Linked DNA regions of Homo sapiens: all the other regions are linked to region 2. Evidence: read pairs that join two places in POLR2A ChIA-PET (ENCODE). Cell type or tissue: MCF 10A. All regions are shown on one strand. Links, peaks and the distances in the headings refer to the core of each region. The heading gives the core; the rest is flanking DNA. Region 1 overlaps LINC01619 (long intergenic non-protein coding RNA 1619). Region 2 has its middle 96 kb from the start of LINC02404. Region 3 overlaps LOC105369901 (a long non-coding RNA gene). Region 4 has its middle 150 kb from the start of LINC02404.

Region 1 (7,648 bases), core at 2,290-6,289, 360 kb before region 2:
ATTCCATAAATGACCATAAGCCATAAAATGATTAGACTTGACAATTGCTTTATGAGCAGATTTGAGTACACTTTCTAGTAGTTGTCTTGATTTATGGCAGTTTTGTCCCAAGTCAGTAGACTAAATGGAGTTGTATTTCCCACAAATTGTACTTGTGAGTCTTCAAGTTATCAATATATATTCTAATTTGACCTTCCAACAACTGGATGAGGTTGGCAAGTGGGTCAGTATTTTTTATCTTCATTTTATGGATAGAAAACTGAGGCTTAGAGAGCTTAAGTAATTTACCCTAAAGCCAGACAGCTCGTAAACAGCTAATTCACAATTTGAATTCAGGCTTTTCTGATCACAGAATCCAAACTCTTAACTATTGTTACATTGTGATGCATGATTTATCTACCTTCTTTTACACTGTTGGAACATGTATTTTAACTTCTCATTGTGAGTTGGCCATCTTTGGTTATTTTCAGCCTTGAAACTCTTTCACTATGTTCCGGAGGCATATAGCAGTCTACAATTAGGCTCCTTTCTTTGAGAGGCAGTTGGAATTTAGCATAAAGAATACTAGTCTGGGACTCAGACCAATAAGTTGAAATCTTGACTTGTACCAACTTGTGACTTTGGACCAGTTGCTTAGCCTCTCTGAGCCCATCATTCCTTGTGTAATAATGGAGACAAGTCATTTGTTGTCAAGGTAAACATGAAATCATATAGCTAGTGAATGTTTGGATTCTTGGAATTTGAATACTCTATCATGGAGGCCAACAAAATATAGCTGATTGTTTTCTTGTGTGTGTGTGTGTGTGTGTGTGTTTTAACAATTTGATCATAGTATGATTGTTAGGAGTTTCTTGAAAGATTGCTTTAGCCTATAGCTGCAAGAAATGTACTTGCGTTTTTGAAATACAATAATATAGGAAGGAAAATGAACTGCTTTTCCATTGTGAAGGATGGAAATAGACAACACAGGCCTTGCATCTTATTTTATAGAGCTTTCCTGAGCTGTGTGCCTAACATTGTGGTTTTCAGAGCTATTTTCTCAGTAAAAAAAGAGTCCTTCAGATCCTTTGTCTATATTGAAGACACCTTAAGTTGAGAGATGGAGTAATGCAACCGAACATATATAGCAATGTAGCCCTGTACAAAGCATGTTTGCTTCCATTATGTTTTTTAATCCTCACAACAACCCTTTGCTATATGAAGTTGACTTTTCCCAGGGTTTTTAGTCCTTCAAACCATTGGTATTTGGCCATGCTTTTGCAAGAGATTTTCAAACAGTGATTTTTAAACAGAACTCAGTGGTTCTCAATCTTCTTAATCTAGAGTGGTGTGAGTATTTCCTTTACTGCAAAGAAAAGCAGCCTTTTTATAAATTGTCAGTTTGAATTTGAGTTTCTTCCTGTGATGTAACCTGATGCAATGTTTGCCTGAATCACTAATAATGTAACTGATTTCCCCTAGCCAGTCATAAATGAGTCAGTGATCACGGATTCTTTTAGTTTATACTCAAGTTGCTTTTTCTGTGTGCAGATATCCTCATTGAATAGCTTGCTGTTGGGCTTGTATAGCATTATGGTTTACATCAGGGAAGTAGATAGCCAGCAGAGCTTTGTGCTAATTTATTTTGCAATCCTATAGGAAACAAAGGACCCATTCTTTGTTGAACCTGAAGAGACTTCTAGGGAAAATCAGCCTCTGACCCTTTCAGAAGTCTTGCATCTTAAAGCTCGTGTGTGGTTCAGGCCATGCTTGAACCTATGTGTGTAGCCTTATAAGTCAGTCAGTGTGCCCCTATAATGTTTAAGATTGTGATGTAAGAATAAGAGTTTGGAACCCATTAAAACAAGGGTTAGGTGGCCAGTGTTGTCAGGAATATTTCTCTCTCTCAAGCCGGTAGTCATTGTTACAATTAAGGATGGAGCTCTTAGGTAATATCACTAGATACAAGCTCTTTTTCCCTCTCAGATTCTTGCACTTTTTTCCACTACCCTTTAAGTCTTTCAGTTATTTTTTAACTTTCTTAAGATATTTTCTGGTCATTAATATACAAGTGGTGTTTTGTCTTGTGTCTATCACCTATATCTCTTACATTCATTTATTAAACACATACTTGTTGAGTCCCTCCATGTGCCAAGTACTGTGATAAGCACTAGGGTTGCAAAAATAGTCACTGTGCTTGCCCTCAATGAGCTTGGAACCTAGTGGCAGAGAGAGGGTTATCCAACAAATGTTGGGCTGGATCTGAGACATGCTGAGGAAAAGGGAAGTGGTGAAGTGGTGTCCTGAGAGCTCTAATAGAGAGATAGGACTGCCATAGAAAGGTTTCCCAGAGGAAGGGACACTTGAGCTGAGATCTGAGGAATGAGTAGGGGTTTAAGTGGAGAAGGCAGGCGAGAGAGAGAGAGGAATATGCACAAAACCTGGCTCAAGAGTAATGGTGAACAGGAGGGGTTGGACAAAGACCAGTGAAACTGGAATGGAGAGAAATTAATGGGAGTGAGGCCAAATCGTGGGGCTTTACAGGTAGCGTGTCCATTTGATTGATAACCATTTGAGTGACCATTTTGGTTGATAAAATTTGAGAATTTTATCAACCAAACCGTGATTCTTGAGAGTAAAAGAGGGTGCTGTTAATTATTAAACACAGACTATAAGCATCAGCCAGGACATATGGTCACCTCGCTTTTATAGGCCTTGTTAACAGTATTATCTCTTTTTAAAGCGTTGGCAACCAGCAGTGTGTTTACTTCCTAATGAAGGTGTCAGGGAGTTGGTCCAAAAAGGACCCAAATGGAACTCAAAGGCTGGGTTTTTCCAAACGGCTAGATTGATTTTTTTTTTCCCGATACAGATATTAGTGACCCTTTAACGTTTTAAAAGTTTGGCATAAAAAGATGGATTTTATTGTGAGCTACTAGATTAGAGTCACTTTCATGGTGTATGAAACAGCACAATTCAAACAGATCTTGAATATTTTCTATATCTTTAAAATATAGCACTTGTCATTTTTGCAAAGGAGTTTTATTTAAATAGGATTTCTTTTCTTTTCTTTTCTTTTTTTTTTTTGAGACGGAGTCTCACTCTGTTGCCCAGGCTGGAGTGCCCAGACTGGAGTGCAGCGGCACGATCCCGTCTCACTGCAACTTCCACCTCCCGAGTTCAAGTGATTCTCCTGCCTCAATGTCCCAAGTAGCTGGGATTACAGACACACGCCACCATACCCAGTTAGTTTTTGTATTTTTAGTAGAGACGGGTTTCACCATGTTGGTCAGGCTGGTCTCGAACTCCTGACCTCAAGTGATCCACCTGCCTCTCAGCCTCCCAAAGTGCTGGGATTACAAGTGTGAGCCACTGCGCCCAGCCTAAATAGGATTTAAAAAATAGTTTCATTTTAGGTTTACATTTTGAGTATACGTACCTCCTGGACAATAACTTTCAAAGTATGGGCCACTTAAATTATTTTCTTTAAGTTGATGTAAAAATCTGTATAATCAAATGCAAAGAGTTCAGGGAATTTTGCACACCCATATAATCTACACCCTGATCAAGAGCTAGAACATTTTTGCCACCGCAGAAAATTCCGTTTTGGGACGCTTAATGTTTGATTCAGAAATATGGCTGTGGAGCCAGGCCTCAAATTAGAAATAAGTTGTTTTCCCTCTCCTTTTATAACTTTTATTTTTGCTTCCTAAACATGCGGCAGTGGTTACTTTAAACATGAAGCAAATTGTCTCCAGAAGAAACCGTTGCCTTTCGACTAGTTATGATTTAGGGGTTGGTAATATAGTACATCCCTGCCCAATTTGCTATGGGTTTTTCATCCTTAAAGTAAAATCTGAGTCATATCCCCATCACTGACTCATAAGCTTACTAAGGATTGCCTGTTTATTATTAGGCCTAAGCGTTAGAATCTTGATCAATCAAAAAAGATTGTGATAATGTCACATTTACATAATACCTTTCTCTCCTCCCCTATTTTTCATTTTAGCCTGTTTATGTCACTCTATAGTGAGTTATGAAAATAAGAAGAGGGGACAAGTGTCAAGCCAGTGTTATATAGCTGAGTCCTAGCCTTGAGTACTTCTTTTCCTCTCAAAATTCTCAACATCAGTTGCCAGAGAGCATTTAGAATATTGACCTAAGTTACAGTGCAATTCGTTGTGAAATTGATTCAATTTAAGGGTTATGTGTCACTGTCTTGAAAGATTCTTGAATCAGAGACAAAGTCTTGTCCTAAAAACACTGTTCTTAATGAGTTTGGGATCTACTGAGGGATAGTGATTGAAAAGGGAGCTTACTCCTTTTTCCCCCTGTAGTTTTCAGGTTCTCGTTTGGAACCTGATCTGGGACCAGATCTTGAATTAACTGTTTTTTTTTTTCCTGAGAGGGTCAATGTGGTCTGCTTAACAAAACCTCTGCTGTCAAAGCACTGGTGGGCTGTGGTGGTGGTTTTTAGGCATTTCTTTCTCAGCACAGCAATACATAATATTTCAGTACCAGTTGGGCTTTTTGCTTTTTTTTTCCCCTCTACACTCCATTTTAGAAAGAATGGCAAATCAGTGAAGATATAACGTGGGTTAAAGCCAGATTTGGTCAGTGGAAAGACTTGTTAATAACCCATTTTCAATTGGAGAAGCTCCTGCCTACTCTGATTACACATTCATTTCACTAGTAGGTTTGTTCCTCATTTTAAAAAGGAATCCCATCACTCATTAAGCACAGGACAAGTCAATGTGACATTTAACTCTGTGCATATTGAGGACAATTTTTCCTTCATTCGTGCCTCTTCCTGGCAAGCCATCCCAGTGCCACTAGGCAGCTTTCAACCCCCTGTTCTGCTGCTCTGCTTCTGTAAAATTCTGTCCTGATGCCTCAGGCACTTCCTGCAGCCTTCCTGAGTGTCAGGACTGTGCTAAGTACCTTTGTGCATCCCCTCACTGACTCCTCATCACAAGCCTGTAAATGTAGACATTTGTTGTTATAGTCATCTGTCATTTGAGAATATTATGATACAGAGATGTTATATCACTTGCCCAAGGTCACACAGCTATGGGCTGATTTGGAGCTAGCATCCAGATTTGTGTAAGATCAAGCACTAGCTTCTAACCAATACATATCACCTCCCCAAGCATTGGTTTCTTTTCTGATCCTGTTGCATTGTAATTGTTTGCATTCATGTCTGATTTTCCCATTAGACAGGAAGATATGAAAGTCAGGGACAACTCTTAGACCAGAGCTTTAGAAGATGCCAAAATTAGATTAACAGATTGTTCATTTATAAATATTTATTTGGCACCTACTATGCACCCAGTATTGTTCTGGGCACTTGGAGATATAGCAGTGAACCAAACAAAAATCCCTGCCCTCAGAGAGGTAAATAAGCAAAGAATATGTATGCTGTGTTAGATGGTGACAGGTGCTGACGATCAGAGCTGCTGTGTTAGTTCTGTGAGTGTTACTTCCTGGAGTTGTGCAAAATTGTGCATGATCTTGTCTGAAAAAGGAGAGAGGGAGGGAGGGAATTGCTGGAGTGGAACTATTTTAAGTAAAATAGTCAGGGAAGGCCTCAACTGATAAGGTGACATTTAAGCAGAAACTTGGAGACCAGAGAAACAGCTCAGGAGATATCTGGGGAAAGAACATTCCATTCAAACAGTTGAGTGAATTCCAAAATCCTTTGAGACTTATCTCTCCCCAAATATATAATTATAATTTGGCATTCTTGGGTACTCTATTATAATGTCAACCAACCTGATTTTTGGCAGTTATTTTCCTGACCACTTTTTATTTGTTTTCTGGTTATTGCATGCCATAGGAGTCACCACAACTTTGATTTCTGGAAAATTCAGCAGAGTTTCCGCCCTGTCCCCACACACCTTCTTCTCCCTTTTAGAGATAATTGCAAATCATAATAAACAGGCTTATAAGAAGACCTGAACTTCAAAATATAAGTCTGATTTTTTAAAAAAACTGTATATCAATAAATATAGAATAAGAATTGATGTTCAGTATAATGAACAGGTTCAGCAAGGCACTCAATGTTTTGGCAGGACATATGGCTAGGCAAGCTAACAGACAAGTGTTGAAAACAAAAAGTTTTCTTGTTGATATATAAATACCTGGGAAATTCAGTTATCTCAAACACCTATTCCTTACCAAATCTGAGATTACAGTACAAAGACTTGTTATCATTTAGAGCCCCTGGTCTTTTGTATATATGACTGAAGAGAAAAGCAAGGGTACATTAACTTTATCATTCAGTCACTTAAACAGCATGGAACACTTAACTTTTTTTAAGGTGCTGGCAAGTATCTGGCCTATTCCTGCATTACAGAAAGTCCCTGGTGTTAAGACATAAAAATGAATATTTCTCTGGTTTCACTTTCCTTATCAAAGATGGATGAAAAGGTACTTTCTCAAATACATTTCACCATGAATTCTACCCCACCCATGCTCCCCAGCCTGAGAAGTAAGAATGTCGCCTTCCATTTTGAAATTTGCTGTAGCTATCTAGTCTAAGTTGTCTTCCTTTTGCTGCATAAAAATTGAATACTTTTGGCATGTTAATGTTGGGTCCATATCACTATCAGATATGATTCTCTCCCACTCTTGAGAGTCTTAGCAAAGCTAAAAAGGAGGCAGAAATCTCTGGGTTTAAGAAAGAATCCCTGTCAAAGCTCCCAATTAAAAATAACCAGATAATTCTGGCCACTTGATTAAAAATGGTGGGATAAGCTTGTGGGGGAAAGAGGAATGGAATGAATGAGAAAAAAAAAGTAAGGAACTATGCTTTGAAAAGCAATAGTGATATTATGTGAGGTTTCATGCAGATCTAGAAATTTTATCCAAAGCAAACATTTACCACAGGTGCCATGACACCTTTTTTTTCTTTTTAAGTCATATAAATAGATTCTTCAACTGCCAAACTTGTTCTTGTAAATGCTAAACTGTCTTGTCTAATTATCTCAAAATTATCTTCAGCACCAATATATCTATTTTTCTAGTGATAACAGACCCACAACCAAAAATTCCCTAATGTTAAATTTGGGAACACAAGTAAAATAACCATGTTAATTTGAAACTGGGTACCATGGATACGGATAGTGATTATAGCCTTGTGAATCTGCTAATAATTTGTTGTAATAATCTATGGCATCTCTCCCAGAAGATCTCTCAGATTCATCAATGCAGATCAAAGTTTGTCCTTTATCAAAATGCTGGCTATGATTCTTTGGCTCTGAAAGGTATTTTTGCCCTTCTCTTTTCATGAGAAAAGTCCTACCTTCATTTCTTAATGAGTATCCCTTTGTTTTTATTCTTCCCACCTACTCACACTGAACTTGTCAACTTAGATAGGAAAATACTCTGCCGTGTAGAATGAAATTAAAACATCCAAATGTGTAGTTGGACAAAGTTATTTTTAACCTTAGTCATTTAGTGTAACACTTTATGTTAGGCAATCAAGTTACGATAAAGGTAATTGAAATGAGGTTGCTTAGTAGCCTATTTCATAGCTCAAGGTTTTTAGGGTATTGTTGAGTAAAAATATATTTCAATACCTTGAGTACAGATCTCTGGTCTAATATAGTTTGTTTTTTCAGTGGGAACTTTCACTAGAAATTTATTTCAAGGGAACAAAATAGAGTCT
Region 2 (7,648 bases), core at 1,907-5,906:
AAAATATATGCCCATGCCTGTGTCCTGAATGGTATTGTGTAGGTTCTAGGGTTTTTATAGTTTTGGGTTTACATTTAAGTCTTTAATACATCTTAAGTTGATTTTTGTACATGGTATAAGGAGGGGTCCAGTTTCAATTTTCTGCATATCGTTAGCCAGTTATCCCAGCACCATGTATTAAATAGGGAATCCTTTCCCCATTGCTTGTTTTTGTCAGGTTTGTTGAAGATAAGATGCTTGTAGGTGTGCAGTCTTATTTCTAAGTTCTCTATTCTTTTCCATTGGTCTATGTGTCTATTTTTGTACCAGTACCATGCTGTTTTGGTTACTGTATCCCTGTAGTATCGTTTGAAGTCTGGTAGCGTTATACCTCCAGCTGTGTTCTTTTTGCTTAGGATTGTTTTGGCCATATGGGCTCTTTTTTGGTTCCATATGAATTTTAAAATAGTTTTTTTTCTAATTCTGTAAAGAATGTCAATGTAATTCTGTAAAGAATGTAGTTTAATTGAATTAGCATTGAATCTATAAATTGCTTTAGGCACTATGGCCATTTTCATGATACTAATTCTTCCTATCCAGGAGCATGGAATGTTTTGTCATTTGTTTTTATCATCTCTGATTTCTTTGAGCAGTGGTTTGTAGTTCTCCTTGAAGAGGTCCTTCACTTCCCTTGTTAGCTCTATTCCTAGGTATTTTATTCTTTTTGTGGCAATTGTGAATGGGAGTTCATTCATGATTTGGCTCTCGGCTTGCCTGTTATTGGTATGTAGGAATGCTGGTGATTTTTGCACATTGATTTTGTATCCTGAGATTTTGCTGAAGTTGCTTATCAGCTTAAGGAGATTTTGGGCTGAGACGATGGGGTTTTCTAAATATACAATCATGTCATCTGCAAACAGAGACAATTTGACTTCCTCTCCTCCTCTGTGAATACCCTTTATTTCTTTCTCTTGCCTGATTGCCCTGGCCATAACTTCCAATGCTATGTTAAATAGGAGTGGTGAGAGAGGGCATCCTTGTCTTGTGCTGGTTTTCAAAGGGAATGCTTCCAGTTTTTGCCCATTCAATATGAGATTTTTTATCTTTGTATTCCTGGCACCAAACACAGTGCCTAGTATGTATCAGACTCTTAAAAGCTATATTTTAAACAAAATTAAATTAAAAGTAACTGAAATTTCATGAGGCACAGACATGGCTGTTAGTCAGAAGAGGCTGGATTACGCATCAGGAAAAAACAGCACTGAAGTCTCCGTTGCAAACATACCACAGCCCTATTTCTTATGCTTATGATCCATGCCACTCTCCAAGGTGGCTAGTATCCATGAAGCTCCTACACTCAGAGATCTAGGCTAACAAAGGAGCTATTGGACAGCTCCACCTTATAGCTGCATGTTCTGGCTATAGTGTGGCTTTCAGATTCACCAGGAAAGGGAGAAGGGGAGAAGGTGTGATGGAAGGATTTTCTCTGTTCAGGGTTTGGTTCAGAATTAATGCACATCTGTTTACACACAGTCCATTGGCCATCACCAGCATGTGGCCCCATCAAACTACAAAGTGGCTAGAAAGTGTGACACAATTGTATCCCCAGAAGGAGAGGAAAATTAGAAAGCAACGAATGTTAGGGATCTCTCTGTCTAAAGTAACATGCAAGAGTAATTTTTAATGTGCTTTTTAAATGTTTTCTTTAAAAAAGATAATGCTCAAATACCATTCAAGGACTCTTCTATTCCAGCTCCCCTACCTTGGCTCCAAATGTACTCAGCCAAATGCATATATTTTGCTTTCATAGAAGAGTCTATAAACAACAAGATCACAAAATAGGCACGATATCTTTGGAGGCCTTCACACAAAGACTTACATAAGTAAAATATGACATAAATAATACTCAAGTATCAAGGCCTGAGCTTTTGGAGAGTAAAAAAATAATACCAGAAAAGTTCTTCAAGGGCATATAGTTGGTGGTTAGATACTAAATAAAACACTTGCAGATTTAACCCCAATAATTGATTATTCTTTAAGGGTTAAGGTCAGTGTTTTGCACACCAAATGACACTGTGGATTCATAAACTATCTGATATGTCAGCCACATTCTTGAAGACCAGAGGGTTTGTGTGTACAAGAACAGAATAGTGATCTAGTGGACAAAATTATCTTAAATACAAAACGTAATTTAGCCGGTTGTTTAAGATCAGTCAAAAACTCATTAAAAAAAAAAAAAACCCAAAACTTATGTGTTGTTTTTTTACTGTGAAGACTGCAACAACCAGAGCCAACACTCAGTTTAATGTTGTACATTTCCCTACCTCAGCCCAGAGTTTTAATAAATGGTTAAAATAAGCATTGAGGTATTACAAAAGTAATATATTGTATTTAATAAAATCAAACAAAATAGAAGAAAAAACTAAAAATCTCTCCTCATCTCCTTTTCAAGTCTCAGATTTTAAAATCTTACTTCTTGATATATATGCTTCCAGAGTTTTGATAAGTATATGTAAATAAACACCTGCAAGCAATCACTAACCCATATTTTTATTTACATATTATAAATACATATTGATCTCTTGTAGACTTCAAGTATCATAAAAATAAAAAAGGTCAGTATTTGTTTACTTTTATTCCTAGTAGCAAACACAGTGCCTGACATTGTTGATGCTTAATTGATTATCTGATGAACAAATTACTCTTAAGTTAATACATCTTAGACAGTTTCCCAAGTGAGCTTTATTATTTTTAATCTTACTAGAGTTTTCCATAATATAAACATGCCATAATATTTTAAAATATCTTGTTCACCAGGATAAATATTTGTGTAGGATTAATCCCTGGAAACAGGATATTTAGCTCAAAGTCATGAATGTTTTAAATGCTGATAGACACTAGTGAAATGGTTATTCACCTATTTGGAGAATCACAGAACCATTGGACAAAGATGAAAATTAATGTCCCCTCTCCTAGTAAATTACACCAGTGTCCTACATGATTTCAGAGTGTAATAATATAGGCATGATTCCTAGGTAAAGAATCCCTGCTTTAGAGTGTCAACCTCAGTAATCTGAGGTTCACTTCACTATAAATGGTCTCAGCTTCTAATTGCAACACGGTTTGCCAGCTTTCCTTCAGAAAACAGATGTTCTCTGAGAGGAAAATTATGAGATATTGAGATATTACATCTAATTTGCCTCATGAAAATGTTAAGCTCAGTTTACCCATTTTCAAAGGCAAATGCTTCTGTGTCAGTATAGCCGTAAAAACTCTCACTCTGCCACATCGAAATCCCACATTAAGCAATGATTTTCTTATTTTCTGCTTTAGAGTTTCTCTAACTGCTCTAGTCACAGTGATGTTACCAAAATTTTTAAGAAAAAGGAGAATGCGACGTGTTTGTTTCAATTTTTATTGCAGCAGGTTGAATTAAGTAAGAACTTCCGTTTTGCCCAGCCCAAATGTGAGAGCTGCACTGAGTCATGAAAGAGAGCTCTAAGTGAAGACAGTGACTAATAGTTAGGAGAATGCTTGGTCAGCAGAAAGGCAGACCTTGATCTTCCAGTGACCAATGGCAAACTCATATCAGCACATCAGCAGGGCAATGGGTCAAAGCCATTACTGTTTTATCATTCTTGAGTCAAAACAAGAAACTGTGACGTGCCTGGTCATCAGAGCTAGTCACTTTCTTCCACATACACACCCAGATACTCCGTTTCTTTAAGTTTATTTTTCTTAAAGGAACAAAGAAAAATTAATTTAATTAGTCCCCCTGCCCATTTTCAGAGAAAACAAAGCCTCTTCTAAAGAGATGAAACTTTCAGCTGCTTTCAGGAGGAAGCATGCTTTTATTTAAGGGACTGTAACTGATTTATAAGAGAATAAAGCACTCTTCGTTTACTCAGCTAGAAATTATATAGGCCTTTCCTCATTTCACTTCCAAAAGAGGAACATTTGGATATTGCAGAGAACCGACTTTGACATCTTTAGAGAGTGGAATCACTTGGCTGGGCTCATTTCCTGGATCCTGTGTTTTCATAGCACAGTTTCAAAGACAGTGTAAAGCCAACACACACTTAAAATTCTTGGTTTCTATCAAAACAAATCTGCCATTTCCTGCTTTACTTTTTCAGTGAGGTTCATTACAGTGCTAAATTTGAACCTCATTAAAAAATAACATCTACACCTGTCCTTAGATTATTCCTAAAAAGTAACATTCTCCTATTTTATAGTAAATGCTACTGTATGCAAACTTGAAATCTATACTTAATATCATTGAGTAAAAATGTGACCAGACTTAGGTTTTAAACTATGAAACATATGTGTATAAGTTCTTCCCCTTTTGCCCTTTGAGAAATCAAATTGAAATTCAACTGAGGAGGAAATAGGCTAATGCAAATAAGAAATTGTCATCTGGGCTTTTGCTACTCAAAAGGTGTTTTTTGAAACAATAACATCAGCATTAAGTGGGAACTGATTATAAATGCAGTATGTAGGGCTGCACCCCAGTTCTCCCTATTCACAAAGTACATTTTAAAATATTCCCGTGTGATTTGCATATACATTATTCCCCCTGTCCTTAGAAGGTATGTTTCAAGACCTCCAGCGGATGCCTGAAACCTTGAATAGTACCAAATTCTATATATACTACTTTTTTCCTACCTATCTACGATAAAATTGAATTTATAAATTAGGCACAGTGAGAGATCAACAGCATTAACTAGTAATAAAATTGATCTATTGTAATAAAAGTAAAATAAGAGTTACTTGAACATAAGCACTGAGATACTTCAACAGTCAATCTGATCACCAAGACAGTGACTAGTGACTAATAGGCATGTGGTGAGTACAAGATGGATACCTGGACAAGGGATGATTCATGTCCTGAGCAAGTTGGAGTGGGGACGTTGGGAGATTTTATCAGCTCCTTAGAATGGCACGCAATTTAAAACATACGACTTGTTTACTCCTGGATTTTCCATTTAATATTTTTGGACCGTGATTAATTACAGGTAACTGAAGTCTTGGAAAGTAAAATCAAGGCTACTGGATAAGGGGAACTACTGGACATTACTTTGAGAAACCCTGGTGTAGGTCATCGCTGTGAAGCTATGCAGAGACCCTAAATGTTTCATTCTTTAAAATACACCATTGTGTGATGAAGGCCAAATATTATAGGTATTTACAGTCCTCAAGGTTATAGAACTCGGCTGGGCATGGTGACTCACACCTGTAATCCCAGCACTTTGGGAGGCAGAGGTGGGAGGATTGTTTGAACCCAGGAGTTCAAGACCAATCTGGGCAACATGATGAAACCCTATCTCTACAAAAAATACAAAAATTAGCTGGGCATGGTGGCTCCCACAAGCAGTCCCAGCTACTAGAGGGCTGAGGTGGGAGGATCACCTGAGCCCAGGAGTTTGGGACCAGCCTACACAGCAGAGTGAGACCCCTCCATCTCTACAAAAAAAAAAAAAAAAAATTAGCCAGGCATGGCAGCACATGACTGTAGTCCCAGCTACTTGGGAGGCTGAGATGGGAGGATTGCTTGAGCCCAGGAGTTTGAGGCTGCAGTGAGCCAAGATCACGCCACTGCACTCCACCCTGGGGAAAAGAGTAAGACCCTGTCTCAAAAAAAAAAAAAAAAAAGGCTGCAGAACTTCAAGTTTATTCCCTGAGCAGGACATGTATGAAAGACTGTGTTCTTGAGGAAATTTAATTGAAAAAAGATAGTCAAACACACAACCAAGTTCTTCATAGCTATTTGAAGACCTGTGTGCAGAAAACATCACTGCTGAACGACCAAAGGAAAACAGAGCATGATTCAACTAAAACAAGCAGTTTTAGGTAAAAACAAAATCAAGAGCTCAAAACAATGAAAAAGATAGGCTTGCTTTGTTTTAGTTTACTGTATTTAAACTGCTAATTTATCATTAATTAAAATGTCTTCAATAATTTTTATGAATTCAGCCCAAAAATACTATTTTGTGCTGTTTTTTTTCAAAATAGAATCTTTGCAAAACAATACTAAAACTTTATTTCTATATTCAATAAATATTACTCAATACTAGGCACTGTTTTAGGTATTTGAAATACATCAGTGAATAAAAATCTGTATTCTTGTGGAACTTACATGTTTGTGAGGAGAACACAGAAAATAAATACCAAAAGGAAAAGTAAATTGCATATTAGACTGGAAGCGATAAGAGCCAGAGAGCAGGGTTGGTTGCAATTTTAAGATCAGTTTGGAGGGAAATTTGAAGGAAACTAGAAAAGCAGGAAAAGGCAGGGAAGGCTTGATTCTTTTGGCCAGAGGATAATGGATGTCAGTCTCTTCTATGTATTTATTGTTTTTTGACATTAAGGAAGAGCAAGCAGGGGAGGGTAATGCCCTTCTTCTAACTTGTAATGTGGTTGATGATCCACTGCTTTAGCAATAGTGGGGAACCTTGCTCTATGATTAGTGTTTCTAGTGACCCAAGCATTCAGCTACATGTGAACTCAGATTTTATTTTTCTGTGGCATCTGAATCCACATTAAGTACATTCTTATTTTAAATGTATAATAATAACCTCTAGAAACTAAATTCATTACAATAACTTTATTATGTGCTTATTATGTATAAAACTTTATTATTTTTTTCTAATCCTAGAAGGAGGTATTATCATCGTTACTTTAGGGATAAGAAAAGAGAGGATCTGAGATTATAAGAGCCAAGCTCCAAGGTTAGGAAGCTGTTTTTGTGGTTCGGGCAAGAACTGAACTTGCCTCTCTCTGAAGTCAAAGTCACAATCTTTTTACTAAGCCAACACCAGAATTTGTGCTCAATGCATTCTGTTAGACACCTGCAATCTCTAATTTTATTTAAAAATGTTTATAGGGCGGAATCAACTAATTTCTTACTAGCAGACTTTATACACACCAACAAGCATAAAAAAGATGCCACCTGGACAGGTCAATAGTCATTTCATGGCAGCTCGATGCTGATACCAAAATAAAACTTCAAGATCCTAATATAGTCTATACACTATAACTTTTTATTAATCATTTTATCCACAACCTTTATCAAGTTCTACACATATGGTTCTTTTATTTTCTTTTCTTTTTTTTTGAGATGGAGTCTCTCTCTGTCACCAGGCTGGATTGCAGTGGTACGATCTTGGCTCACCGCAACCTTCACCTCCCGGGTTCAAGCGATTGTCCTGCCTCAGCCTTCCAAGTAGCTGGGATTACAGGTGTGCACCACCACACCCGGCTAATTTTTTTGTATTTTTAGTAGAGACGGGATTTCACCATGTTGGCCAGGATGGTCTCAATCTCTTGACTTCATGATCTGCCCGCCTTGGCCTCCCAAAGTGCTGGGATTACAGGCATGAGCCACCGTGCCCGACCAGTTGTTTTCATTTATTGAATTGTTCTCGTGAGTTAGAGATTGCACTATACATTCCACATGTATAATATTTTGTCTTAATAACACTATTTTAGAGAAAACTGAAGTCTATAAATGTTAAATGGAAACTTTACCTTAAGTGTCATAATGAATGTTGAGTCCTAGCCCCTAGTTCAGAACCATAGAAATTTCTGTGTAGGGAATTACTTAAAGAACTCAATTCACAGCAGTTAAGGAGTAGTCCATCAGCATATGGTAAATCTAAGAGGAGCAAGC
Region 3 (7,648 bases), core at 1,468-5,467, 150 kb before region 2:
AAATCTTTTTTGAATCAGGGTGAGACATGAACCTGAGTATTTTCTTGACTGTATTCTTGCTTGAGACAATGCAAGAAGTACCAAAGTAATAATATATTTTTAAATAAATATAAATTATTCATTTTATAAAATGTATGTGTATTCATATATATATAGAGAGAGAGAAAGAGAGAGAGTAAGAGAGTCTTTCAGAGCAAAATATTCAGTAGTGACAATGGTAATAAAATTATTCACAATATTGGTCTCATAGATGTTTGCTGTGAATAGACATATGTAGAAAATCATTTAGGGGAAGGTCAAATTTACTACCAATTGATTTCTCTAGAGAGTGTTATTTATGAATGCTCTTAGATTGCATCAAAAGAAAAACTTACAGAGATCACATTACGTTTTGATAAAGGTTTTATAGTTGTTTACACAAAGGTCCTGTCCAATTTTGACAATATGTTCTTGCTAGAAATTTACCAGCAAGAGTGTAAATGTATATTGACATACTTACTAAAATTCATTTGGATTTGATCTGCCTCTATATCCTACTGTTCCCCTCTCTATCCGATAAGCAAGCTGCAACTCTTTATCTTCCTCCCTTTCCTTCTTTTTTCCTCAATACTTCTGTATGGAATTACAACTTTGCAATCAGTTGTTTATTGATGGTTTCCTAGACCCTGTTGCAGGTACTGGTGTACTCTGCAGGATGATGTTTTACCATACACCATTGCACAGTCTGTTGGATGTATATCCTCTTGCATGGTTCAGGGGATTTAGTGAAGAATAGCACCTTGTCAAGGAACACAGCATTTAGAAGGACAGTTGTGATATGTATACATGTAAACACATGCACACACTTGACCATAGTACAATGTTTACAACAGCACAAAGAAACTGTTGTAAGAGTTAGAAGAAGGAGCACTTATTTCTGACAGGCATGGTCATAAAAGCTTCATGAAGAAGGCTACATTTGAGCTCAGCTTTGAAGTATGGGTAATCTGTCAAAGAAAATGATAGGGAGGAGAAAAATGTAGGTGAAGATAAATAATTTTTTAAATTAAAAGTTGTATATTTTTAGTTTTCATCTGTGGCTGCATGATTCATCTCTAATAAATTTTTCTGAGTGGTGTGAGGTAAACGTTAATATTCATTCTTTTCATGTATTTATTCAGTCATTCTAAAATAACTTGTTGATTAGACTTTCCTTTCTCTGTTGAATTGTCTTGGCTCTCTTGTCAAAAATCAGTTGACCTTATATGTATGAGTTTATTTCTGGACTCTCTTTTTTTCCATTGATCTATCAGTCTGTCCTTGCACTTATCCTGTCTTGATTACTGTTGTTTGGTAGTACGTCTTAAAATAAGTAGCTTTTGTCTCCACATTTTCTTTTCATTTTTAAGATCATTTTTGGATATTTTAAATCTTTTGCATTTTCATGTAACCTTAGAAGCAGCCTGTTAATTTCTATAAGAAAGAATCAACAGTTTGCCTACTTGGATAAGCAAAGACTTTTTAGACTCCATAAAGCACTAATATTAAGAAAAAATATGATAAATTCGACTTTGTTCAGATTAAAAATTTCTGCTCACCATAAGACATTACAAATGAAAAAGGTAAAATGCAAACAGAGAAAATCTCTGCAAAACATACATCTGATAAGGAATTTGTATCTAGAATACATAGCCATTACACATCAATAATAAAAGGACAAAATCTAATAAAAATAGGAAAACATCCTGAAAGTCACAAAGTAAGATATATAAATGGACAAAAAGTATATGAAATGTGGTCAACATCACTTGTTGTCACATTAAACCACAATGCGGGATCACTTCACACCAATTAGAATGGCCGAAATTGAAAAGAAAATGGCAAACATAGGAACCCTCATACATTGATAGTTGGAGTGTAGGATGAAAAAACCACTTTGGAAAGCTATGATAATCTCTTATACAGTTAAGCATACACATACTGCAGGACCCCCAAGTTTTGTCACTAAATATTTATCCAAAAGAAATAAAAACATGTATCTACAAAAAGACTTGTACATAAAAATTCATAGCAACTTTATTTATAGTAGCCTCAAACGGGACACAGTTCAAGTATTCATCAACAGGAGACTAAATAAACAAATTGTGACATGTTCACTTGATGGGATACTACACAGCAATAAAAAAGGAACATGCCACTGACATGTGAAAAATGTGGATGGATTCTACAAACATTATGTTTAGCTAAAGAAGCCAAACTAAAAGGATGCATTATGTATCAATGTATTTGTACAGAATTCAGAAAAATCCAAAACTAATATACATTGAAAGAAATCAGAATAGCATTTGTGGTTGGCATTGGGGTTGATCAGAAAGGAGGACAGGGAACTTTTTAGTTACTGAAAATATTCTCTTTGGTATGGTTTGGGTTTCATGAGTGTACACATTTGTCATTTGTCAAAACTCATTGTACTGTACATTTAAGCTCTCTTCATTGTAATGTATATAAACATTATGCCTTAATTAAAAGATATATTAAGTAAAGTCTTAAGATTAAAAAAGAGAAGGAAAGCCAAATATGCAAGTATATATCTACAGAGAGTTGGATATAGAACAGGAAACAGTGAGAGATAATATTAGAGGGCCATCAATGTTAAAGTGTTAGATTTTTTCTTATTTGTAAATGTGCTGTTAAAGATGGCTTTCAAGGAAGGAGGGAAGTTTAAAGAACAAGCTATTCCACCAGGATGTTCCATAGACTTTGCTCCTAAATACATTTAGAATCCATCCACTTCTCTAGATCTTCATCTATTATTTTACCCTTGGTCCACGCCACCATCATCTAGCTTTTGTCCTGGCAGTTATTCTTGCTTCAGTTCTCAGATTCCTACAATCTTCCATCGTCTACACTGCAACCAGAGGGAGTGATCTTTTATTAACATAAATTTGATGACATAAAATTTCCTGCTTAAAACACTGCAGTATCTCTTAATTGTACTTAGAAGAAAATTCAGACTTGAAGGTTTTATATTATCTGGCTCCTGCCTACCTCTCAGTACTTGTACTTTTCTACTGCTGACTGCTGACCTGCTTCTAACTTAAAAGCTAGTACTTTTAACTGTTATTTTTGGGTAGAGGTAACTGTAGTTTTTACTCTTTGCTACTCACAGGTTGGTTTTCTCAGCTTTAAGTTATGGCAAGCTGCTCTGACCAGTTGTCATCAGCTAGACCAAAGAATCTGCTGTTTTAAATTCCTAAAATGTTGAATTCTTTGATCAGTTCCCTGTACTGATGGAAATGGAGTCTAGCCCCTACTTGAGAGTTTTCCTCACCCGAATGACTGTTTCAGAGACACCACTATATTGACAATTTTGAAATTTAGAACAAGGCCTAATTCTAGGTCTCTGCCTTCTGTTCATGGTACACCTCAAGCTAAATTTATATTTTCATGACTTTTCTTCCCTTTCTGGACTCTGTCTCATCTCCAAATTGTAAGTGGTTTTTGCTGTTCTCATTCGAGCAGCCACATGATTATGGGAACCTACAAACTGGGAGCAGAACTAGTGATTAAGATGGGGCATGTAGAGTTTGGAACAACTTATTAACTTCTGGGTGTGGCCCACACGAATCTGGCAAGCTCAGACTCATAGCACTTCTCCTTGAATTTACCCTGGGGAAGAGGCTTAGCTAGCAGTTCTTTAAAGAGCTCAGGGTTTGGTGCCAGGTGTTTGCCTTGTAAAACAGCTGACCAACTTTACACAATGCAATCAGAGTCTTGGGTTGCCTCCCACAAGGAAGAACTGACCCATTTCAGTTAACACTACAGAAAACTTTCTCAGAGACAAAAAATGATCTTGGGGAACAAGGAAAGTGCCTATTAATTGAATTTTGTATAATTTTTTATTGTAGAAAAACTACACATAACATGAAACTTACAAGTTCCATTATTTTAAAGCATACAATTCAGTAGCATTAAGAACATTCATAATATTATGCAGCTATCATTATTATTTAGTTCCAGAACTATTTCATTGCATGAAAAAGAAACCTTGTACCCTCTTAAGCTATCATTTCCAACTACTTCCCCAATTAACCCCTGGAAATCACAAATCTGCTATCTATCTCTATGAATTTGCCTATTCTGGATATTTCAAATAAATAAAACCATACACTATGTGGCCTTTTGTGTCTGCTTCTTTTACTTTTAGCATGTTTTCAAGCTTCACTGGTGTTGTAGCATTTAACAGAACTACATTCCTTTTTATGGCTGAATAATATTCTGTTATATGGATGTACTACATCTTGTTTATCCGTTTATCTGTTGATGAACATTTGGGTTGTTTCTACCCTTACGCTATTATCAATGGTGCTACCATGAATATTATTGTAAACAGTTTTGTTTGCACACCTATTTTCAATTATTTTTGACATATGTCTAGGAGTAGACTTGCCAGGTTATATGCTAATTCTGTGTTTAACTTTATTGAGGCACTGCTAAACTGCTTTCTACAGTGATGGAGCAGTCTTACATTCTTGTCAATCATGTATGAGAGTCAGTTTTGAAGCATTTTTGAGTATTTTATGAAGGTGCCCGTACCTATAAGTGAATCATTAAATAATATTTTAATGGTAAGTAAAAGAAAACTGATTTGTGCTTTTAAAGTAAGGTGAATTTATCTTCTCCTCTTCAGTTGAATTCTTCTTTCCCTCCTCCTCCCTCCACCAAGGGATGAGAATAGACTATGACGGCTAATTTTGAGTCAGGTCCCAGGAAATTCTGAAAGTTACTTGCTAGGGCACCCACATGTAAAAAGTTTGCCTGTGTAGTGTTTTGAAATAGTCACAGCTCAGATGTGAAGAAATATTAACATAACTTTACCTTTTATATTACTGAGCTCTATTTAGCCCTGGCACCCCCATTTTTGCTGCTGTTAAAAACCTCTTAATCTTGTCACTGAAAGCTATTATGGTCTCTTCTGGTTTAAACATTTGAAACTCAGTGGAATTGTTAATTCCACCCAGAATTTGGTCATTAACTCAAAGGTGAAACTACCTACAAGGGCTGTTCTCTGTTCTCCTGGCCCTGGCCCTCCCCACTGCCTCCCCCCATCCCAGGAATGTACAATCATCATGGCATTGGAAGTGTGTTTGGTCCACACATCCCTATCAGGTCCCTACTACCTCTGCTTGGTCTTTTGGTGTTAACCTTGTCCTTGATATATTTGTATTAACTGTACCAGCCAGGCCTTTAGGAATGTACCAGAATTTTCTAGCAATGTCCATAGCGTTGCCCACACCCTATGAAAATAAAATGTGGCTCCCCTGAACTCGTATCCTAGGTTTCCTCAAATCCCCTGGACCACTCAGCATTTATGTCACTCTCTCAGTCTTTCACCCTGTGGGTGATATGTGATAAGTCCAGTGGATCTCATAGCATTTGCCCATCACCCTATTTCCTTAGTCATAAAGTAGGTTCATTGATTTGATGCAATGTTATATGGGAATCCAATTAAGTGGCTGGAACTATAAGCCCTAAACAGTAGTTCTGGTTGAAGTCTTGTAGGTAGGAAATTCAGTTCACATCCAGAATATGCACTGGCAATTCAAAATGAATCTTTGTTTCCTCCAGAGTAGAAGGGCTTCAATGAAGTCAACTTATACCACTAAGTGGATTGTTGATTCTTCGATGGATGAGGCTGTATAAGGGGATCAACATTAATCAATGTTGCTGACAGGCTGGACATTCAGCAGCAACCTTGGTAAGTGGAAATCCATAATTGTGGGTCAGTGCAGGGCCTTTTTCTCTGTCGTCATTGTTCTACATTTACAAACACATTGTACCAGCTCTAGGATAGCAGGTGACAGAGGCTGACTGATGTCAACTGTCCAAGTTATTCTCTGTACTTGGTTGCTTGGTGTCTCCTCCTTGGAAGATACTCTATAGTAGTGGTAACATATAATGCAAATGTAAAGATCTCTTTTCAGGCCCAAAGTTCTATCCACATGCTTCTATTCCACATTTTCTGATACCTGATCTTCTAATATTTCTTCTTCCAAGTCTCCAACTAACCAGATAAGCTACTGGTTGAGCCTATGTATATTTTATATCAGGATACTTCTCTTTCCACATAAAGAAAACGAGGTATATTATTGCCTGAAGATCTGCCCATTGGAATAATTTCACCTCACAGACCTCACCTTCAAGGTCCATCGCTTAATGGGAATGTAGTGTAGCCAAAGTCCATTTTTGGCTTATACCCACATACTGACCCACATTCATGGTCATGAGACAGCCCATCTATGAATCAAGCTTGACTTTCCTCCCCCTTCATCAGCTTGGGGTAGGAAGAATCATGAATGGAATCACCATGAGTGACATGGGTTCACCTCTTGTGCCTTACATTTGTACCTCTGGCCCTGCCCTGGCTTTGATCCCAGATATTTCTCTTCCAGCACATGTTGGATAACTTCTGGAACTGTCCAATTTGGTGTGTCTGGTAGAACCCAGCTCCTATTGAGAAGTTTTGGGTTTGAGATCACTTTGTGCATCATGGTCAGGCACTTAGCCTTTCCAGTACCAATTATCACACTTAAGCAGTTTTTGAAAAAGGGTATAATTCTCTGCTACAGAAGGCATGACCTTTTTTCAGAACTCTAAAGGAGATACTCCTACTGGGATTTGAACTTCTAACTATTTAGGTTCTGCTGAGTCAAGTGGCCCAAATGGCAAAACCATCTACATCACAGCCTAGACTTGCTGCTGGGAGAGTCATTTCTTGCCCTGGCTCCCACTCAAAGCTGGCGGCCTTTCATATCACCTGGTTTATGAATCAGAAAAGTATTCAGATTCCTGCCTCCAGGAATGGGACATGAATTTGGTTGAAGTGGCTCTCTTCCATTAAGACCAATTTCTAGCATTCTCAGTATTTGAGGGTAATTTCAGTCCCTAAAAGGGATAACAGCAGCACATAACAGAGTCCACTATAGCTTCAAATCAGTGGCAGTTAGACTGACAGCTAACTTATCAGTAGCAACAAAGGATGCCAGAGACAGTGGAATAATATTAGAAATGTGCTGAAAAAATAACTGCCAAACTAATATTCTGTATTCATCCAGTATCCTTCATGAGTTAGTGTAAAATAAAAAATTTTTCAGGAAGCAAAGGAAAAAAGATAAGAGAATTTGCCCTCAGCAACCCCTCACTAAAGCAATTAATTTTAAAGGACATATTTCAGGAAGAATGAAAACGGTCTGAAATGGGTACAAGAAAAAATGAAGAACAAATAATATAGTTAATATGTGTGTAAATTTAAGTGAATATTGACTGTATAAAATAATAATGTCATGTAGGTTTTATTTTAAAATCTCCTAACGTTTTGCTAATATCTGAATTATACATAGTATATTTAAGTATATTTTGTATACTTAAAATTTGATACTTCCTAGAAAAGCTGGAGTACAGCGTTACATGGGTATAAATTTGGGTATAAATTTGGGTATAAATCATGGTGCAGACACATACAGTGCCTTCTCTAAGAAAAACACAAAAACCAAGAAACAGAAAATAAACAAGAATACACAAACAAATACTACCAATTCTATGAAAATGAACAGCTGTAAATATGGACCATTACACAAAATTTCACATTCCTGCTATGGTTTTTGTGGTG
Region 4 (7,648 bases), core at 1,367-5,366, 56 kb after region 2:
AGAGGCTATGAACTGGGGGTGTGCTAAGTCAGTAGGTCACTTTGGTACAAAGCTTCAGGGTCAGAGCAGACAATGCTGTCTCTCTGTATTGAATTTTATCAGGAAGAGAACTTCATTATCAGATCGACTTCGTTAAATCAATATCTGACCCTGACTGACTCCAAAGAGCTAAAAGATGACATTTGGGAAAGAGGTCATAGTGGTGATTCACAGATGGAATTTGTATTAAAAAAGTCACAGATTACACTGGTTCATAGGGAAGATTTAACACCAAGGTGGCAACAGGCACTGACAAAGTGCTGGAACACTGGTCACTCAGGTGTGACCTTAGGGAATTGACTTACATAGGATGACTATAAGGGAAAACTGTTTCTTCTGTACTTACTCACGGAACACTTCTGAAGCCAAATGTGTATGTAGCATTTTTCCTCACCAACCAATTCACTAGCTCTCAGAGGACACCAACCTAGGTGTGCTACAAATTAACTTAATTCTCAGACTAACTACCCAGAGTTAGTGTAGACCCCACAGATTAAGGGCCCAGCCCTCAATAGACAGCCTCCCACTTCAGATGCCAATCTCATATAGTGGGTATCTAGGTTATCCACAACTTCTCTCTGACGTGGCTACAAATCAGAAGTTCTCTCCTCATGTTTGATAATCTGCTAGAACAGCTCAATGAACCCAGGAAAAGTTTACTTACTATTGCTAATGTGTTAAAAAGAATAAGTTAAAGGATAGAAATGGACAACCAGATGAAGAGATAATAAGCCATGAGGTCTGGAAGGGTCCTGGGCACAGGAGCCTCCATTCCTGTGGAGTTGAGGATGTACCGCCCTCCCAGCATGTAGAGGAGTTCCTGCTCACCAGCCCAGAAACTATCTGAACACCATAGTTTAAGATTTTAACAGAGGCCTTGTTACATAGGCACAATTGATTAAATCATTGGTCACTGGTGATTGAGGACAATCTCCGGCCCCTCTCCCAACCCCAGAGGTTGGGGGTGTGGTGAGGCTGAAAGTTCCAACCCTCTAATCATGTTGGTTCCCCTGGAAACCAGCTGCCCAACTTTAGGGGCTTTTCAAAATATCACCTTATTAACATCAACTCAGCTGAGGTTGAGAGGGGCTTGTTTTGAGTAATAAAAGACACTCCTTTCACCTGTATCACTCCAAAGTGGCCCCTGGGGTACATTTTAGACTCCCTCATGTTCTGCAGAGGATTGCTTGCAAATCACTAGATTAGACGACTTCTGACCACTTTCAGAAAACACTTTCACTGCTAAAAACACTAGTAGTTTGTGGTTCTAGATGCAGACAGACTTGGACATTTGATTAACAAGGGTAGAGGGGTATGCCATTGCTAATGTTTATAACATTTGTTTATGGCTTCCTAAATAACAATTTTACAGAGAAATAGATTCCAGTCCTCATCTGGCTTTTATTGCACTCTTAAGTTTAGGAACACAATAAAGGAATGAGGGCAAAATATATGTGAAAGCTACAATTCCCTCTTCTCAGGGTAAGGTAATGCATTGACTCCTATGGAGGTCCAATCCTGTCCTCTAGATAGCCAGAGGAATTGAATATTGGCAGTATAAGCAGAATCTGCTTTCATATCAGTTATGGCTTTCTGCACATGGAAAAATGAGTGGACAACACAGCTGCATTTCATTCCCAGTTTGGCTGTTGAGATCTTGGCTGCAGTATCTTGGGCGTATCACTTGACATAATGATTGGCATGGCATGTAGCATGCTACTTGGAGACTCCGAAGACCTAGAATCTTCAGCTCAGGTTTGTCAATTCTGAGTTTTTGACCTTGGGCATATTAGATTGGTTGGGAAAATACATGAAATACACGGCATCACTAGCCTTATTGCCAGGCATATAAATGGCATCTAAAAATGATGCATACAATAAAACCAGCAGCAACCACAGTACTAATAAAATTTGTTCTCTAGGATTAGTCTTTTCATCAGCAAAATTATAATAATAAAATATCTAATAAATCCTTTTCTGGAAGCGAAGGATCTTTTATTTCTATCCAGGAAGGTTTGGTATCTCACTGGAGGTGGTATCACATATTTGGGGGTTGGGGGGGTGGGTGTAGCAATGGAATCCAATAAGTTCTTTTGGGCTCAATCTCAAAGAGTTCTATAAGACTAATTTTGTCATTAACTTCAATGTAGGTGGAGTAGGGAAACTAAAGATAGGATTACTTACTATATATATTTTAGGGGCAGGCATAGGACAGCATTCTAATATTCTTGGAGACAAAATATTCCTGCCTGAGATGATGATATTAGTTATTGGTGAAGGGTAGGAATCCTTTCTTTGCTGCTGACATAATAAATGGGTGACATCAAGCCTCAGAGGGTACACTTTGGTGGTGCATCAATATTTTCTTGCTTTTGTGTTACTGACAGGAAATACATAATTGGTCTTTCTTGATTCATGAAGTCCTATCATTTGCAATATTTCAGATTTCAATAAAAAGATATTTGATTCATAGGGGAAAACTAGACTCTGAGCAGACCACATAATGGATCATCCATGATGTAGAATTAGAATATTTTCTAGCAAAATGTAATAGAGCCCTTCTGAATAAGCTCAAACTAGGAAGAAACAATATTAGATGATATTAAATATTGCAGTGGAGTTTGGGACACTAAGGTTGATTGGGCTATTTGTTTTGTGATGTTCCCAAGGGTTATTTTGTTGAGAGTTTGCCATTAAGTGGTGTAATTGTGTCAGTGGATGGGGGTCTTTTCAATTTGCATAATTTCCTCAAGGGACTGCAGCTGCTAATTTGGTGATTAATTATCCATATTACACATTGTTTATTTGACCATGCCCAGATTAATTTCTTTTTCCTAGCAAATCATATTTAGATATGAATTTGCATATCTTGATTACATTTTAATGTCTTGGCTATCATTGTCTCTTCCCTGGACACCTCATGAGATTACAGAAGAGTGCTCAAGCAGAGAATGATGGAATGTCTTAAATGACATTGCACATCAGTGGATAGATAATGCACATGACTTATTTTTAGTGAAGAATGTGTTCTTTCATAATCAAGTGAGTTATGACATCTAATGTACAATATATTTTGTGTTTCTACCATTTCCATTTTACTATTACCAACCAATTCAAAAATAGTCTTTATTAACATTCAGAATGTTGCTATACATATGTTTATCTCTTTAGAGGTCCAAGTATTTTATTTCTATTAATCTGTAATCTTACATTCTGTTGTTAAATATTTGCAAGCTGGGTCAATATTCAAGGTCTCTGATCAGTTAATCTCCCTCTCAATTTTTTCCAGGCTGGAGAACCACTAGGGGTCTAGTGACGCTATACCATAAATTTCTTGCAGTCAGAGACTGTGTCTCAATTTATCTTTTATTTTATTTATCTAAGAGTGTTCTTACTGTTATGATTTTTGAAAAGTAGGTAGTAACTAATGTTCATAGGTATACTTTCTTGAGTGCTACCTAGGTTCCAGATAGTGTTAGGGGCTTTATTTGTATCATCTCCTTTAATCGTTAAACCATCTTATGAGAAAAAAATATTACTTTCTTTGTTTTATGGTGAGACAATGAGTTCTAGAGACAGTCAGAAAGAAATTTGTTCAAGATAAGATAATTAGAAAATAGTGGAGCCAAAATCAGAAACTGTCTAATAATAAAACCTGTGCTGTTAACCAACTGTATGGATGTAGAGTACTAAGTGATAAACACTCAACCTACAATAAATCAATGGGCATATTAATCAACTGAATGGGCATAGAATGGGCAAATTAATGCTCTTAGCTATGAGTGAAAGCTCTTCATCAACTTCTATGCACATAGAATGTTGAGTAAATAGATGAATGAATGAATGATAGAATATTATTCTTCTATATCATAGATACAATTATATAAAGAACTATTTTAATCCTCCATCCAAATGTCAAGGTAGGAACAGACATGGTTAAGTCTAAGGCCTCCCAGAACTGGGGGTTGTCAGGCCTGAAGTAATGAGTAGATTGTGGTCAGACTGCTGAGGTGGAATACAGGTATTGCTCATCTCTTCCTCTGTGTTACATTCCCCATGCCCCACTTGTGGATGGAACATAGAAACTGGCTTACTCAAGCAATCTGCATAAAATATGGCCTCTAGCCAGCATTTTAGCTTTGATGATGACAAGTAAAGAATAGCAACTATTGAAGAATCTTGCTGCTTAATAGGAGGAGGAACCTTATGATACACTAAACTACTGCTCTCTTGTTTCCAGAAGAGGTATGCTTCAGGCACCTGAAAGCTCTTTCCCACCTGTCCAAGAGTGCTAGGGCTGCATAAATTGGCCTTAGTGGCAAACTTAACAACTTTATCATGGCAGCTTGCACCATGTCCTGGCCATGCTAGAATGTTGGGCAAACTTCTTAACTTCTCTTTCAGTTTCCTCATTTATAAAATAGGAATAATCATATTATTAATATGTTTTAAATACATTAATTATATATACAATTATATATCTCTACATAATTAATTTATCACCAGATGCCACAAGGTTTGAAAAAAGTAAAAAAGAAAAAGAAAAAAATTAATCAGTGGTGATTTAAGTAAAATATTAATGAATAGTAAAAATAAAAGGAACATTAATATTATAGAGTTATTCTAACAAATAAATGTTACTGATTATCAATTCTTTGGACCTTTGTCAAGTACTAAATATGTTTGGTATCAATATTATAATAATCTTATGAAGATCTGTCCTTATCTCTATTTTACAAGTGAAGAAACTGAAAACCAAACAGGTAATTTACTTTAAGGGCACATATCATGCATATATATGTGTATATGCACATGCAAAATGCATCTACACACATATATATGCACATAGTTTCCTCTTTCCTTCTGTTACTCTGGAGAACCTAATACAATACCCTAAATATTACAATAGAGAAGAATCTAAAGTTCCAGACACATGCTGTGAATATTTTGGAATATTCAGGTAAATGTTAATTTTGTTTGTGTTTTTAGAAAAGTTGTATCTTCTAAACTGGCAAAATGAATTCAATTCTGCTTCTAACTTTTAAAAACACATTGTTGAAAGAATTCCACGCTAATGTTGGCATCTATACAGATTTTCTAAGAGCATTTTGTAAACGAGGAGTCTCACAATCATCCTACTTCTTCCATGCATTTCCTGGGCATATTGGCAAGTAGCATTAAGTTGATGAGGGAGAAGGAAGCCAAGAAATTATCTCAGAGTCATCTAATGAGCTAGTGAAAGACCTAAGCTCATAGTCACAGACTGGGTTTATTACTGTTCTATAAAAACGCCTCAATATTTTCTGACTTATTGAATATAATTAAAGGATAATTATGAGTGGTGAAGAGAAGCATAAAGTAATATTTTAGTTAATTTTGGAATAAGGAATGACATGACATTTCTAAATAAGAAAAACATTGCCCTTTATATCCTGAGAAGCATTTCTTTCTATCTTTACCTCTGTCTTTGGATTTTCAAATTTATTATCTACTTTCCCCTTTTAAATAGTATTCTTAGTAGAGATCTGTGCCAGTTTGGTCACGTATGAAAGGTGAGAAAATATATTTCCTTCCTGAGTATTTATGAAGACCAAATTCAAAAGATACATGGCACTGTGTGGGTGTGGATATGCTTTAAATCATGTGATGGATTTCCTTATGGATGATGATAGAAAGGATCATGAATTGAGAGCCATAGACAGGGGTTTGATCCTTATTCTGCCACTGATAAGTATGCACCCTTAGACAAAGTAAATCACCTGTTTGATCTTCAGATTCTTCACTTGTAAAATAGAGATAAGGACATGTCTTCGTAAGATTATTATAAAGATACAACAAAGTTATCATGTGAAAATGCTCTGTAATCACTAAAGCCTAAATAAAAACAAAATGTGATGCCTTTACTTTCTTAATAAACTTCCTTTCACTTAAAAAAAGTAAACCTGTATAAAGCAATTGAACAAAATGAATTGAAATTATGTGCAGTACATGGCTTTGGAGCTGATTGACTCTAAATAAATATCGTCTCTACTCCACCTCTGTTTATATTTGGAAGCTTAGCTCCTTTGAGCATTAATGTTATCTAAAAACGGAGAGTTTTAGCGAGGACTAAAATAAAAATGTATGTAAAAACATAATAAAAGTGCATGTAAAAGCATTGTGTATACAGCATTGGGTGTAGAGTAGGTATCTCCCCAATAGTTTATTTCCTCCCTATTCTCTCTCTCGCCTCATCTTTCTTTTCTCTTCTTCCTCTCTCCCTCCCTTCCTCCTTCTTTTGTTTTCTTCCTTCTTTCACTCCTCCCTTTGTTTCTTCTCTCTTTCACTCTCCCCTTTACTCTTACTTCCTCCTTCTTCCCTTTCTCTCCCTCCCTCCCTCCCTTCCTTCTTTCCTTCCTTCCTTTCTTTCCTTCCTTCCTTCCTTCTTTCCTTCCTTCCTTCTTTCCTTCCTTCCTTCTTTCTTTCCTTCCTTCCTTCTTTCCTTCCTTCCTTCTTTCTTTCCTTCCTTCCTTCCTCCCTCCCTCCCTTCCTTCTATCCCTCCCTTTCTTTTCTTCTATCATCTCTTCACAAAGGTATGACCATGTATCAAGACCAATCTCTCACTCTCAGTAGTTCCTTATTTAATATTTATCCATCATTTTTACTCTACATCTCTGAAAACGGTGTTTTTTTTTTTTCCTCAAACACCTCTTAATCATTTTCTCAGGCTGCATTTTGTTACTTTTTCAGATACTTTCAACATTTACCATGGCTTCCATTCGCTCTACAGACTCCAGATGAACTCGGTTTTCCAATATCAACTCTACCAATCCCTACCCTCCAGTACCAGGACGTTCAGCATAGCTGAAGGATGTCACAAAATTATGATGTAGTATTCTCTATGTTTTTCTTAAGTTGTAACTTCACTTAAGTTTCATAGGTACTTAGCAATTTTTGTATACTTCTTGCTGCAAGAATCATGGTGACTGTTTCAAGGATCTTACAATTTGCTTTTGCCATTTAGTATAGTCTGCCTTATGTTTTATGTGTGTGTGTTTGTATGTGTATAATTTCTGACTACATCCTAGAGCTTGGTCCTAAGTTTTAATAAATTTTTACAGCCTCTAAGTCCATATTTATTTAACAAATATTTATTGAATAAATTATATGTGTTAGACATGTTATAAACATAAAGAATTAAGCATTACCACAAATGAGCACACTCTTGTTCTCATGGAACTTATATTCTATCAAAAGATAGATAAAAATACATAAACAAGTAAATAATAAAGGTAATAGTGGATAGTTGCTAAGTTATTTGTCCTCTCAAGACTATTGTTTCTCCTTTAAAAGGCGGTAAAAACTAGATCTTTCCTCTGAGCCTTTTGGAGCTGTTTTAGGGATGATATGGCTATATTTGGCAATGCCTGGATATCCTATAAGATTACTAACATTAATGACAATAAAAGTGGAAAGAATCCTTGATTACATGTCAGGGCCCTCAGTTCTAGCCATACTTAAGTGTAAATTACATTGCATCAATTTGTGTCTCTTAGCCTAATGACCTCCCCTGTAAAATGAAGGAGTTAGTTTGGATGATTATACAGGCTCCTTTTAGCTTAGTACAGT

The links. Peaks named below come from ENCODE experiments on the same cell type or tissue, not always from the same donor. Only the 100,000 strongest peaks of a DNase experiment are listed, where the experiment ranks them.
Region 1: POLR2A ChIA-PET joins it to region 2 with 14 read pairs; 22 of 35 experiments call an interaction of 5 or more read pairs at or near these places.
Region 3: POLR2A ChIA-PET joins it to region 2 with 10 read pairs; 2 of 35 experiments call an interaction of 5 or more read pairs at or near these places.
Region 4: POLR2A ChIA-PET joins it to region 2 with 15 read pairs; 5 of 35 experiments call an interaction of 5 or more read pairs at or near these places.

Annotation. Positions count from the first base shown.
Region 1 is chr12:92,131,245-92,138,892 of GRCh38, reverse strand. All of the region lies in intron 1 of LINC01619 (long intergenic non-protein coding RNA 1619), which reads left to right. Among named protein-coding and RNA genes, the nearest start is that of LINC01619, 7.8 kb to the left of the region's middle. RefSeq lists enhancers at 3,822-3,881, 6,226-6,295. In MCF 10A, for the core only: no CTCF peak of the experiment used is centred there; a DNase peak (open chromatin) is centred at 3,832.
Region 2 is chr12:91,775,003-91,782,650 of GRCh38, reverse strand. No RefSeq gene overlaps it. Among named protein-coding and RNA genes, the nearest start is that of LINC02404, 96 kb to the left of the region's middle. RefSeq lists an enhancer at 3,128-4,327. In MCF 10A, for the core only: no CTCF peak of the experiment used is centred there; DNase peaks (open chromatin) are centred at 3,520 and 4,860.
Region 3 is chr12:91,927,311-91,934,958 of GRCh38, reverse strand. LOC105369901 (a long non-coding RNA gene) reads left to right here. Exons shown (of 6, transcript XR_007063580.1): 5 at 5,608-5,737. Among named protein-coding and RNA genes, the nearest start is that of LINC02404, 56 kb to the right of the region's middle. In MCF 10A, for the core only: no CTCF peak of the experiment used is centred there; no DNase peak of the experiment used is centred there.
Region 4 is chr12:91,718,718-91,726,365 of GRCh38, reverse strand. No RefSeq gene overlaps it. Among named protein-coding and RNA genes, the nearest start is that of LINC02404, 150 kb to the left of the region's middle. In MCF 10A, for the core only: no CTCF peak of the experiment used is centred there; no DNase peak of the experiment used is centred there.